Regions from separate parts of the Homo sapiens genome. Here region 1 is linked to region 2. A link is a loop called in an ENCODE intact Hi-C map of the cell type or tissue named here. Cell type or tissue: ascending aorta. All regions are shown on one strand. Links, peaks and the distances in the headings refer to the core of each region. The heading gives the core; the rest is flanking DNA. Region 1 overlaps SYT12 (synaptotagmin 12). Region 2 has its middle 3.8 kb from the start of C11orf86.

Evidence for each region. Hi-C counts contacts between places; a loop is a spot of excess contacts. Peaks named below come from ENCODE experiments on the same cell type or tissue, not always from the same donor. Only the 100,000 strongest peaks of a DNase experiment are listed, where the experiment ranks them.
Region 1: it touches region 2 in a loop (1.8-fold over the local background); 6 of 110 quality-filtered maps call a loop at or near these places.

Annotation. Positions count from the first base shown.
Region 1 is chr11:67,030,001-67,035,371 of GRCh38, reverse strand. SYT12 (synaptotagmin 12) reads right to left here. Exons shown (of 8, transcript NM_177963.4): 2 at 5,194-5,250; 3 at 534-727. The coding sequence starts at 5,227. Among named protein-coding and RNA genes, the nearest start is that of SYT12, 9.6 kb to the right of the region's middle. RefSeq lists an enhancer at 2,285-3,124. In ascending aorta, for the core only: no CTCF peak of the experiment used is centred there; a DNase peak (open chromatin) is centred at 2,341; H3K27ac peaks cover 1,784 bases.
Region 2 is chr11:66,968,838-66,974,208 of GRCh38, reverse strand. No RefSeq gene overlaps it. Among named protein-coding and RNA genes, the nearest start is that of C11orf86, 3.8 kb to the left of the region's middle. In ascending aorta, for the core only: no CTCF peak of the experiment used is centred there; a DNase peak (open chromatin) is centred at 3,228; H3K27ac peaks cover 3,111 bases.

The DNA.
Region 1 (5,371 bases), core at 233-5,232, 61 kb before region 2:
CCCTGCTCTGCAAGGAGCATTTTGAAAAAAAAAAAAAAAAGAAAGAAAGAAAACGTTAGCAGTTAAAAAGCAGGCCAGGTGTGGTGACTCACGCCAGCACTTTGGGAGGTCGAGGCAGGTGGATCACCTGAGGTCAGGAGTTCGACACCAGCCTGACCAACATGGTGAAACCCCGTATCTACTAAAAATATGAAATTGGCCAGGCATGGTGGTGCACGCTTATAATCCCAGCTACTTGGGAAGCTGAAGCAGGATAATCGCTTGAACCCAGGAGGCAGAGGTTGCAGTGAGCCCAGATCATGCCATTGCACTCCAGCCTGGGCAACAAGAGGGAAACTCTATCTCAAAAAAAAAAAAAAAAAAAAAAAAGTTGAAGATGTGAAAGGGGAAGAGGGAGGTCTACTCCCCTTTCAAAGGAGGACATTAACCAGGAGGAGGTGGTGACGGAGGGAGAGGGGCTGAAGACTGATCTGAGTGGATGGTAGGGGCATGGGGTTGCACTCGCTGTGCACCTGCAGGAGCAGAAGCCTCACCTTCTCCCTGGCCTCTGCGCAGCTCTCGCCGTACTTCTGCTGAAGGTACCTGTAGTCGTAATTGGGGAACGGAGAGGGGCTGGGGAAGCTCCCCGACGTCCAGAGCTTCCACAGGCTCACAGCTGCGATTCCCAGCAGGGCCAGGGCCCCTGCAGCATAGACACCCACCTCCCAGCCAGGGGGGCTCTTGATGACTGCAAGGCAAGGGCAGCCTCTCATTAGGGCTTCCTAGTGGATACAGACCCCCACCCGGGGAGCAGCACCGACTTCTACATTGAATGGATATTTATTGAATGCCTACTATGTGCTAGGTGCTGGAGATCCCATGTCGAACAAGACATACACTTTCCTGTGTTGCTTGGGACCAGAAGTGTTTTGGGTTTCAGATTTTTTCTGATTTGGGGATATTTACATTACACTTATAGTCTGAGCATTCCTAATCCAAAAATCTGAAATCCAAAATGCTCCAATAGACATTTCTTTCAGCATCATGTCGGCCCGCAAAATATTTCAGATTTTGGATTTGGATTTTTGGATTTAGGATGATCAGCCTGTGTACATAATATCCAGAAAAGGCAAATCTATGTAGACAGAATTGACACCAGTCTATACAGTAGATTAGTGACTGTCAGGGGCTGGAAAGTTGGGAGAAATAGGGTTTCTTTGGGGGATGATGAAAATATTCTAAAAATAGATTGTGTGGTTGGTTGCACAATATACTAAAAACCATTAAATTGTACACTTTAAGTGGGTAAATTGCTTGGTATGTGAATCTTTTCTCTCTGTGAATCTCTTACCAAAACAAACAACTCAGCCACAAGTGAGAGGTGGCTGCAGGCTGTGCAGGGCTTGGAGACAAATCCAGATGCTCAGAGGCTTTTGCTCTGCTGATGAGTCAATAACCTTCTCTCTCTGAGCCTTGCTGCCCCCGAAAACGGAAATTAACAACCTCCTCAACTGTGGCAGGCGAGTCCTCCCCAGCACCGCGCTTGGCACGCAGCAGGACCATACACGTTCCAAGGTTTTGCCTCCCTCTCCCAGGAAACCTGGCTCTGCTTCCCCAAAGGAAGCCAAGGAGACACTGGGATTCATTGTGCAGGTCACAGTGCTGGCAAATACAGTTCTCTAAACTGCTCTTAGTACTGCGTCTGTCTCAATTCAAGTGAGGAAACTGAGGCACAGAAAGGCTAAAGAACTTGCCCAAGGTCACAGAGCCCAGAAGGGGTGGTGCTGGGACCCCAACTCTAGCAGCCAGACCCCAAAGCAAGTGGGGTAACCACTGCCCCACCCGGCCTCGACCCCGCACAGTTCCCTGGAAGCAAGGTGGGGAGAGGTGCGAAGAGCACCTCAGGGCATGAGATTGATCACTGCACATCCATTGAGCACCCATCCTGGTGTGCCAGCAGCCTATGGGCATGGGTAGCCAGGGTTGAGTCAGCCCCAGGCCAAGTCCCTGTCCTTAAGTAGCTGGCAGTCTAGGGGGTGGGGTGGGGCAGGCAAATAAATAGACAGATCAGGGTACTGGGAATGGGAGCAGCCCAGGAAGGCCTCCTGGAAGAGGGACATGTAAGCTGAGATATGAGGAGGGGCAAGAAGTGTGCCAGGCCACGGCAACAGGAGCTGGAAGTCAAGAGCGGGAAGAATAGAGGGGTATAAAAAGCCCAGAGTGGGCAGAGTGGCCGGGGGAGGGAGGGAGGGGACCCGGGGCTAGAGGAGTTCCTCATCACTGCTGCCCTGAAGCCCGGCCACACAGGAATGGATCACACAGTGGGGCAGCCCCTCTAGCCTGCCCTGCTGTCTGCTGAGCTGCCTTTGGCCAGAGTCCACAGCACTGACTCACTGGCCTCCAGCCCTGACGCCCTCCCAGCACTGAGCACCCTGTAAGGCTCTACTTTCTTTTCTTTTCTTTCTTTTTCTTTTTTTTTTTTTTTTTGAGATGGAGTTTCACTCTTGTTGCCCAGGCTGGAGTGCAATGGCACGATTTCGGCTCACTGCAACCTCTGCCTCCCCGGTTCAAGCGATTCTCCTGCCTCAGCCTCCCGAGTAGCTGGAATTACAGGCGTCCACCACCATGCCCAGCTAATTTTTTGTATTTCTAGTAGAGATGGGGTTCCACCATATTGGCCAGGCTGGTCTCAAACTCCTGACCTCAGGTGATCCACTCGCCTTGGCCTCCCAAAGTGCTGGGATTACAGGCGTGAGCCACCGCCCCTGGCCAAGGCCCTACTTTCTAAAAGAGGAAAACTGAGACCAAGGAAGGGTAATGAGCACATCTGTTTCTCCACTCAAGGCCAGCGGTGAGAAACGGCAGAGCCGGGCACCGGTACCTTGGCTTCCAGGCAAGTCACCCAGCACCTCTGGGCTTCATACTCCGTTTGGAAAATGCGGATGACAAGAACATCCCCCATCCAGCGGTCCCACTCTGGTGAATTTATTCTAAAGGGAAAATCCCAACAGGTTTTGTGTCTGGGATGAGTCATCGAGGCTGTATTTATAACAGCAGAAATCTGGAGACAGCCTGAAGGTCCCACCGAGGGGGCCAGTGAGGGCTGGTGGCTCTGTCTTGGGAGGAAATGTCACTGGCCTTCGAGAATGACAATTGAGGTCATTAGGATGGCACTGTGGCAATGCAGAGACACATTTCTGGCATTGTTAAGAGAGGAAAAAAATGAATCCCCAACATGGTCTAATCACGCAATCGTGTGACGTGCGCAAAAGTCACGCAGCACATAGTCACGGGCTGGGCAGACCAGGGAAAAACAGAAGGAATGGGTAACGACGGTGGAAGGGCTGTGAAGAAACCCTCCTTCCTCCTGCCGCTGTTGACAGAATGTCACCTGTGGGCTACGTATGCCCATGACAAAGAGATCCATGGAGGCTCCCGGGCCCCGCCCTGCTAAGGCTTGGTGTATTCTGGGAGTCCTGGGAACAGGGTCACAGCAGGGCTGGGTAGTAGCCGGGGGTTGGCTAGAGGGCAGGACCAGAGGCCCAAGGTCTCTAAGCAGGCTGTGGGCACAGCCAGGTGGCAAAGCAGGTTCAGGCTCCCCTGTGCCTGAGGCTCTTTGGGAGCTGAAGGGTGGAGCCCATGCCCGGGGTGGCAGAAAAGGGGGCAGGGCTGGGGGCACAGAAGGAAAAGCCCCAGGAAGGTGACATGAAATGACAATTCGCATTCATTTATTGATTTTATGGAATACCAGTCTTGGGGTGATATTGGAAGTGGGGTCTAGGCGAAGACCAGAAACGAGTGGGATGAGGAGGAGGAGGAATAGCTCCCCTTATGAAGCACTTACTATTTATGATTTGCCAGGCCCTGTTCTAAGCACGTCACGTATATTAACCCATGGAGTCAAGGCAATCCTGTGAGGTTGGTTCTATTGTTTTCCCCATTTTACAGATGAGGAAGCTGAGGGACGGAGGAGAGATCTGCCTCCAGACAGACTGGGTCCAGATCTGCACCTATAACCCCACCACCAGGTGCCAGGACTCAGGCAGGCAGTGGCAGAGGCAGGGAAGGACTCCAGGACAGGGGAACAGCGTGTGCAAAGCGCTGCCACTGGAAGAGTGGCGTTTGCACCATGCTGGGCGCTGCACAACCATCAGCTCTCTAAATCTTCCCAACAGCCCTGAGGCAAGCCTCATCTTTTGCATTTTACAGATAAGTAAGTAGAAGTTCCGGTTTCACCACTTGCCCAAGGCCATACGGGTAGGGGGCAGGGTGGGGGCAGGGGGGCAAGACCTGTGAGCCTGAGGGTGAAAAGTGCGGCTCCCTGGCTCACTTTTGGGAAAAAGTGATGGGAAAGGTGATTCCCGGGCACACCCTTCAGATCAGCCCTGGGCTCCCCAGGGGCTGCGTTAGGGTAGGGGCTAGAGTGATGGGGAGCACGGGGCTGGGAGTCAGGAGACCTGAGTGCACATCCTGACCCCGTTACTCTCTAAGCCTCACTTCTCCCATCTGTGAATGAGGAGAGGAACAAAGGGAGAAAAGACGGCTGGTATGTTTCTTCTCTGACCCCATCCGCTGTCCATGGGGAGGGCTGCAGGAGTATGTCTGGAGTCTCGAGGCATCTCCCAGCCAGCTCCCATCTCCCTGCTGAGGCAAAGGGTGACAAGGTGGGAGCCATGGCCCTGGACTGGGTGGCCTCTTTTTTTTTCTGATGAGACGGAGTCTCACTCTGTTGCCCAGGCTGGAAAGCTGGAGTGCAGTGGTGTGATCTCAGCTCACTATAACCTCTGCCTCTGGACTGGGTGGTCTCTGAGTTTAACGCCCCATGAATCTAACCTTGACCTTCCTGGGCTTATTTTCCCTTGGCTACTTGACAGTCTCCACAGAAGGCCTCGGTGAGTGGATTCCGAGTCACAGGCTCATCCCCAGGGTGCAGCAGGATGAGGGTCTCCCCGGGGACCCTTTCAAGTGAAAGAGAGAAAGTCACTTTAACAAGAAGGAGCCACTTGAGTGGCAAGATGAGGAGACCTCAGACTGGGCCAAGCTTGATGTCCCCAGGGCGGGCTGTCTGACCTTGGGCAAGTCACTGACTGTCCTTGACAGTGAAGACATTAATGGCAAGGACTAATTATTCATGTCCCACAGACACCTCCCACCCAGGCCTGGTGTAAGGGTCTCGCAGGCGTGATCCAGGAGGGGTTTGCCCTGGGCACTCACCGCTCAGATGGTATTCTGCCACATCCACAGCCATGATGTCTGCTGCAGTGACTGTGACTGGAAGGGAAAAGAGAGTGAGAGGAGAGGGCTGCAGAGAGTCAGCGTCCCGCTCCTAGGTCCTGGCCTCCTGGCACCCACGTGCCTGTCATCCAGAGCTTACACTCAGCTATAAGGGGAG
Region 2 (5,371 bases), core at 216-5,215:
GCACAGCACTATCCTTGAGCACTCAAGCTCTGAGGACCAACTGCCTCTGGGTAAACTGTAGCTTCATTCCTTGCAGCCTTGTGACCTTGGGCACATTTTTCTCCTTCATTCGTAAGAGGGACAAATAACTTGGGTAATTGTTGTGCGTATTAAATGTGGTCCACAGGGCTTGGCACACAGCAAGCCCTCGAACAAAGTGAGTTGGTGGTTGTATTTGTCCGTTCTCCTGCTGCTATAAAGAAAGACCTGAGGCTGGGAGCAGTGGCTCATGCCTGTAATCCTAGCACTTTGGGAGGCTGAGGCGGGTAGATCACTTGAGGTCAGAAGTTCAAGACCAGCCTGGCCAATATGGTGAAACCCCTTCTCTACTAAAAATACAAAAATTAGGCCAGGTTGCAGTGGCTCACAACTGTAATCCCAGCACTTTGGGAGGCTGAGGCAGGTGGATCACAAGGTCAGGAGTTTGAGACCAGCCTGGCCAACATGGTGAAACCCCGTCTCTACTGAAAAAATACAAAGATTAGGCAGGCATGGTGGCGTGTGCCTGTAATCCCAGCTACTCGGGAGGCTGAGGCAGGAGAATTGCTTGAACCCAGGAGGCAGAGGTTGCAGTGAGCCGAGATCGTGCCACTGCACTCCAGCCTGGGCAACAGAGCAAGACTCCGTCTCAAAACAAAACAAAACAAAACAAAAAATTATCCAGGTGTAGTGGTGGGCAACTGTAATCCCAGCTACTCGGGAGGCTGAGGCAGGAGAATCGCTTGAACCCAGGAGGCGGAGGTTGTAGTGAGCTAAGATTGCGCCACTGCACCCCAGCCTGGGCAACAGAGAGAGAATCTGTCTCAAAAAATAATAATAATAAAAATAAGAAATACCTGAGACTGGGTAATTTATAAAGACAAAAAGTTTAATTGGCTCATGGTTCTGCAGGCTGTACAGGAAGCATAGCAGCTTCTGCTGCTGGGGAGGCCTCAGGAAGCTTCCAACCGTGGTGGAAGGCAAAGCGGGGATGAGGCATCTTACATGATAGGAGCAGGAGAAAGAGAGAGCGTGGCGGGAGGTGCTGTACACTTTTTTTTGAGACAGAGTCTCAGTCTGTCGCCCAGGCTGGAGTGCAGTGGCGCGATCTTGGTTCACTGCAACCTCCGCCTCCCGGGTTCAAGTGATTCTCGTGCCTCAGCCTCCTGAGTAGCTGGGACTATAGGTGCCTGCCACCACGCCCAGTTAATTTTTTGTATTTTTGGTGGAGACAGGATCTTGCTATATTTCCCAGTCTGGCCTTGAACTCCTGGGCTCAAGTGATCTGCCCACCTCAGTCTCCCAAAGTGTTTGGAATAAAGGCGTGAGCCACTGTGCTCAGCCTACACACTTTGAAACAACCAGATCTCACAAGAACTCACTATCATGAAAACAGCACCAAGGGGATGGGGCTAAACCATTCACGAGAATCCACCCCCATGAGCCAACCACCTCTAACGCTAGGGACTACAATTCAACATGAAGTTTGGTGCGGACACAAATCCAAACCATATCAGTGGTATTCACTGCCGTGGGCAGATCCTTTCAGTCTCATCTGTAAAATGGGTTGTTTCTTTTTAAATTTTTTTTTGAGATGGAGTCTCTCTCTGGCGCCCAGACTGGAGTGCAGTGGCGCGATCTTGGCTCACTGCAACCTCTGCCTCCCGGGTTCAAGCGATTCTCCTGCCTCAGCCTCCCGAGTAGCTGGGATTACAGGCACATGCCACCATGCCTGGCTAATTTTTGTATTTTTAGTAGAGATGGGGTTTCACATTGGCCTGGCTGGTCTCAAACTCCTGGCCTCATGATCCACCTACCTCGGTCTCCCAAAGTGCCAGGATCACAAGCATGAGCCACCGCACCCAGCCTGTAAAATGGGTTGTTTCAAAAATAAGATGAAATCATGAGTGTGGATGCTTCTAAAGGTGAGACTACTGGCAGCAACTCTTTCCCCCAAGACAGGAGGAAGAGAAAGAAGCTTGGGGCTGGGCCAGCAGATTCCTCAGAATGGTTGTTTTGTTTTTTGAAACAGGGTCTCACTCTGTTGCTCAGGCTGTAGGGCAGTGGCACAATTTCAGCTCAATGCAACCTTGACCACCTGGGCTCAAGTGATCCTCCCACCTCAGCCTCCTGAGTAGCTGGGACTACGGGTATGTGCCACCACGCCTGGCTAATTTTTGTATTTTTTGTAGAGATGGAGTTTCATCATGTTACTCAGGCTGGTTTTGAACTCCTGAGCTCAAGCAATCTGCCCACCTCAGCCTCCCAAAGTGTGCCACCACGCCTGGCCTCAGAATGGTAGAATTTGAGTGCTGAAGGGACCTCATACATCTGTTCCATGCTCCTTTTTGTTTTATTTTTATTATGTATTTCTTTGTTTATTTTAGAGAGAAGGTTTCTCTATGTTTCCCAGGCTGGTCACAAACTCCTGGTCTCAAGTGATCCTCCTGTCACAGCCTCCTGACTAGCTGGGATTACAGGCATGAGCCATCACACCCAGCTCCTTTTTGTTTTAACCACTGTTTTGAGTCAACCCCTTCACAGATTTCATTTAAACCTCATGATAGTCCTATGATGTGGGGATTGTCATCTCATTTTATAGATCAGAAAACTGAGGATCAGGGAGATTAAGCACCTGGCTGGAGAGCATGCCCACTAAGTGGCAGAGCTGGTCGGCCACCCTGGTCAGCCGGGCTTTAAAAACCCATGCTTCAGTCACTCAGGTCTCCTTCCCCAGACTCGGCAGCAGAGGCAGGACTGGAAGCCAGCTGTCCTGCCTCCTCCATGTTTGGGGTACTGCAGAGGGCACCCCTATTCAGGGCCAGGGAAGTGCTGGCTGCAGCTCTTGGCTCACACTAGCCTTGTCCCCTAGGGCCTGGCCTTGCCCTCATCCTTTCTGCTCCGTTTCTGAATCTTCCCTGGGTGAAGGGTTGCTTAAAATCTGCCAGGCTCAGCTCCCAGAGGACCTATGACAGGGCCAGTGTGAAGAGAATGTAAAAAAGGAGCCCTGACCTTCTGCCCCAGCCTGTCCCAAACACTGGCTCTGATTTGTACCCAGACCTTTTAATTTCAACCCTGACAACACACCAAAGGTCAATCCTGACCCTGGTTAAAAAGCAACAAAACCATTACACAATCTTCAACGCCCTCACTTCAACACACGTAGTCAACTCAAATCCCCACTCTCACAAAGGTCTGAGCCCAGGAAGAACTGGCTGACTCACAGACTTTTGAGATGTGGTGGGATGAATCACTCACTCTTGCGTCAAGCACATAGCTGCGGAGTACCCTCTTGCCAAGGATGCAGTCTTAAAACAACTTCCCAAATCCACTGAGGAGAGGGAGAAAATCTGTGTTCTCCTCCTTCCCTCCTCACTGCTTCTCTGCCTTCTTCACCTGGTATCTTAGGCTGATTAGTGTTGCTGTAACAGAGACAGGTTAATTTCTAAACAACTGTTCATTTGATTCATGGTTCTGGAGGCTGGGAAGTCCAAAAGAATGGCATCAGCCTCCGATGTGGGCCTTCGTGCTATGTCATCCCATGGCAGAAGGTGGAAGGGTAAGAGAAAGTAAACGTGAGCAAGGACAAGAGGGGGTTGAACTCACTTTTATCAAGAACCCACTTCCTGATAATTGCAGTAATCCAGTCACCTAATCACCTCTTGATACTGTCATAATGGCAATTATAGTTCGACATGAGTTTTGGAACAGACATTCAAACTATAGCAACTGGCAAGCTCTTACTCACCTTTCAAAATTCTGCTTTGTGAGTGACACCTCCCCAAAAAGCCTGCCCTGACACCTCCAGGCTGTGTAAGATAGGCAGTCCCCTCTCCAGCCCACCCAATGACCCAATACACACAGTAACACAATCACACATGTCTGCCTTACCTCACCAGACTAGGTACCCCTTGAAGGCTAAAAGAACACCTTAATGTCCCCACGACCCAACACAGTAAATAACTGGCATTAAATATTGGAGACTGTTAGTTGTCTATTGCTATCTAACAAATTACCCCAAAACTTAGAGACTTAAAACAACACACATTTATTATCCTGGTTTCTGTGGGTCAGGAATGGGGGCGTGGCTTAGCAGGTCTCTGGCTCGGATCTCTCGGAGGCTACAGTCAACTCTTCTCCAGGTCCTTCTGGGGTGAATCTGCTTCCAAGCTCATTCTTGTGGTTGTTTGCATAATTCAATTCTTTTCGGATTGTGGGACTGAGGGCTTCTGTTTGTTGATGGTTGATTGCTGCTACTTGGGCCTCTCCAAAGACCATCTCACTATGTGGCAGCTGGCTTTAATCAGAGCAAGCGAGTGAGAGCAAGAGATGGCGAGAAAGACAAGCCAGGATCTTTGGGGACCTAACTGCAGAAGTGACATGTGGAGTCCAGAGCAGCTCCATCTTGGATGCTAATCCACCATGTTGACTTCTTATTAACCCCCATTCTGGGAATGCCTCTAAGATTTCTACTTTATCTACTGTTACCAGAAATCTTACCCATAGGCAGATTCATATCACATTCTTGCCTTTCTCTGAGGTCTCAACTTTACTTGTCTTACACATTCCTGCCCTGTGGTATATAAGCCCTGGGTCTGGGGCTTTATGGCCTGGGGATCCACCATCACGTCTTGCTGCAGCCTGAGACACAGACTTGGCTTCTGTTCCTAAATCTATATTAAATGTTTCTTTTTTACTGGGTGTGGTGGCTCACACCTGTAATCCCAGCACTTTGGGAGGCCAAGGCAGGCGGATCATTTGAGGTCAGGAGTTCGAGACCAGCCTGGCCAACATGGCGAAATCCGGTCTCTACTAAAAATACAAAAATCAGCCGGGCATGGTGGCGGGCACCTGTAACCCCAAGTACTCGGGAGACTGAGGCAGGAGAATCGCTTGAACCTGGGAGGCAGAGGTTGCGGTGAGCCTAGATGGTGCCACTGCCCTCCAGTCTGGGTGACGGAGCGAGACTCCGTCTCAAAAAGAAACAACAAAAAAAGAAATGTTTTTTCTAAGAAACCGAATTTGTCAGCCGCTTTCTTTGGCCTCAGCTTCCTTGGGTTTTGGGGATACGTGTACATAGACTTTCCCACCCAGAACATGACAACCCATCACTTGCTTTATTCTGTTCCTTAGAGGCAAGTCACCAGGTCCAGCCTACCCTCAAGGGGTGGAGATTACACAAGGGTGTGAACACCAGGAGGCTAGGATCACTGGGGACTGTCTTGGAGATGGCCTACCACAGACACCGAGGATTCCAGGCCTCCTCCATTACCTGAGTTTAAAGCCTTGCCCTTTCATGTACTGGCTCTGTGTCTTGGGTGAGTGGCTTAACCTCATGTGTCTATAATTTCTC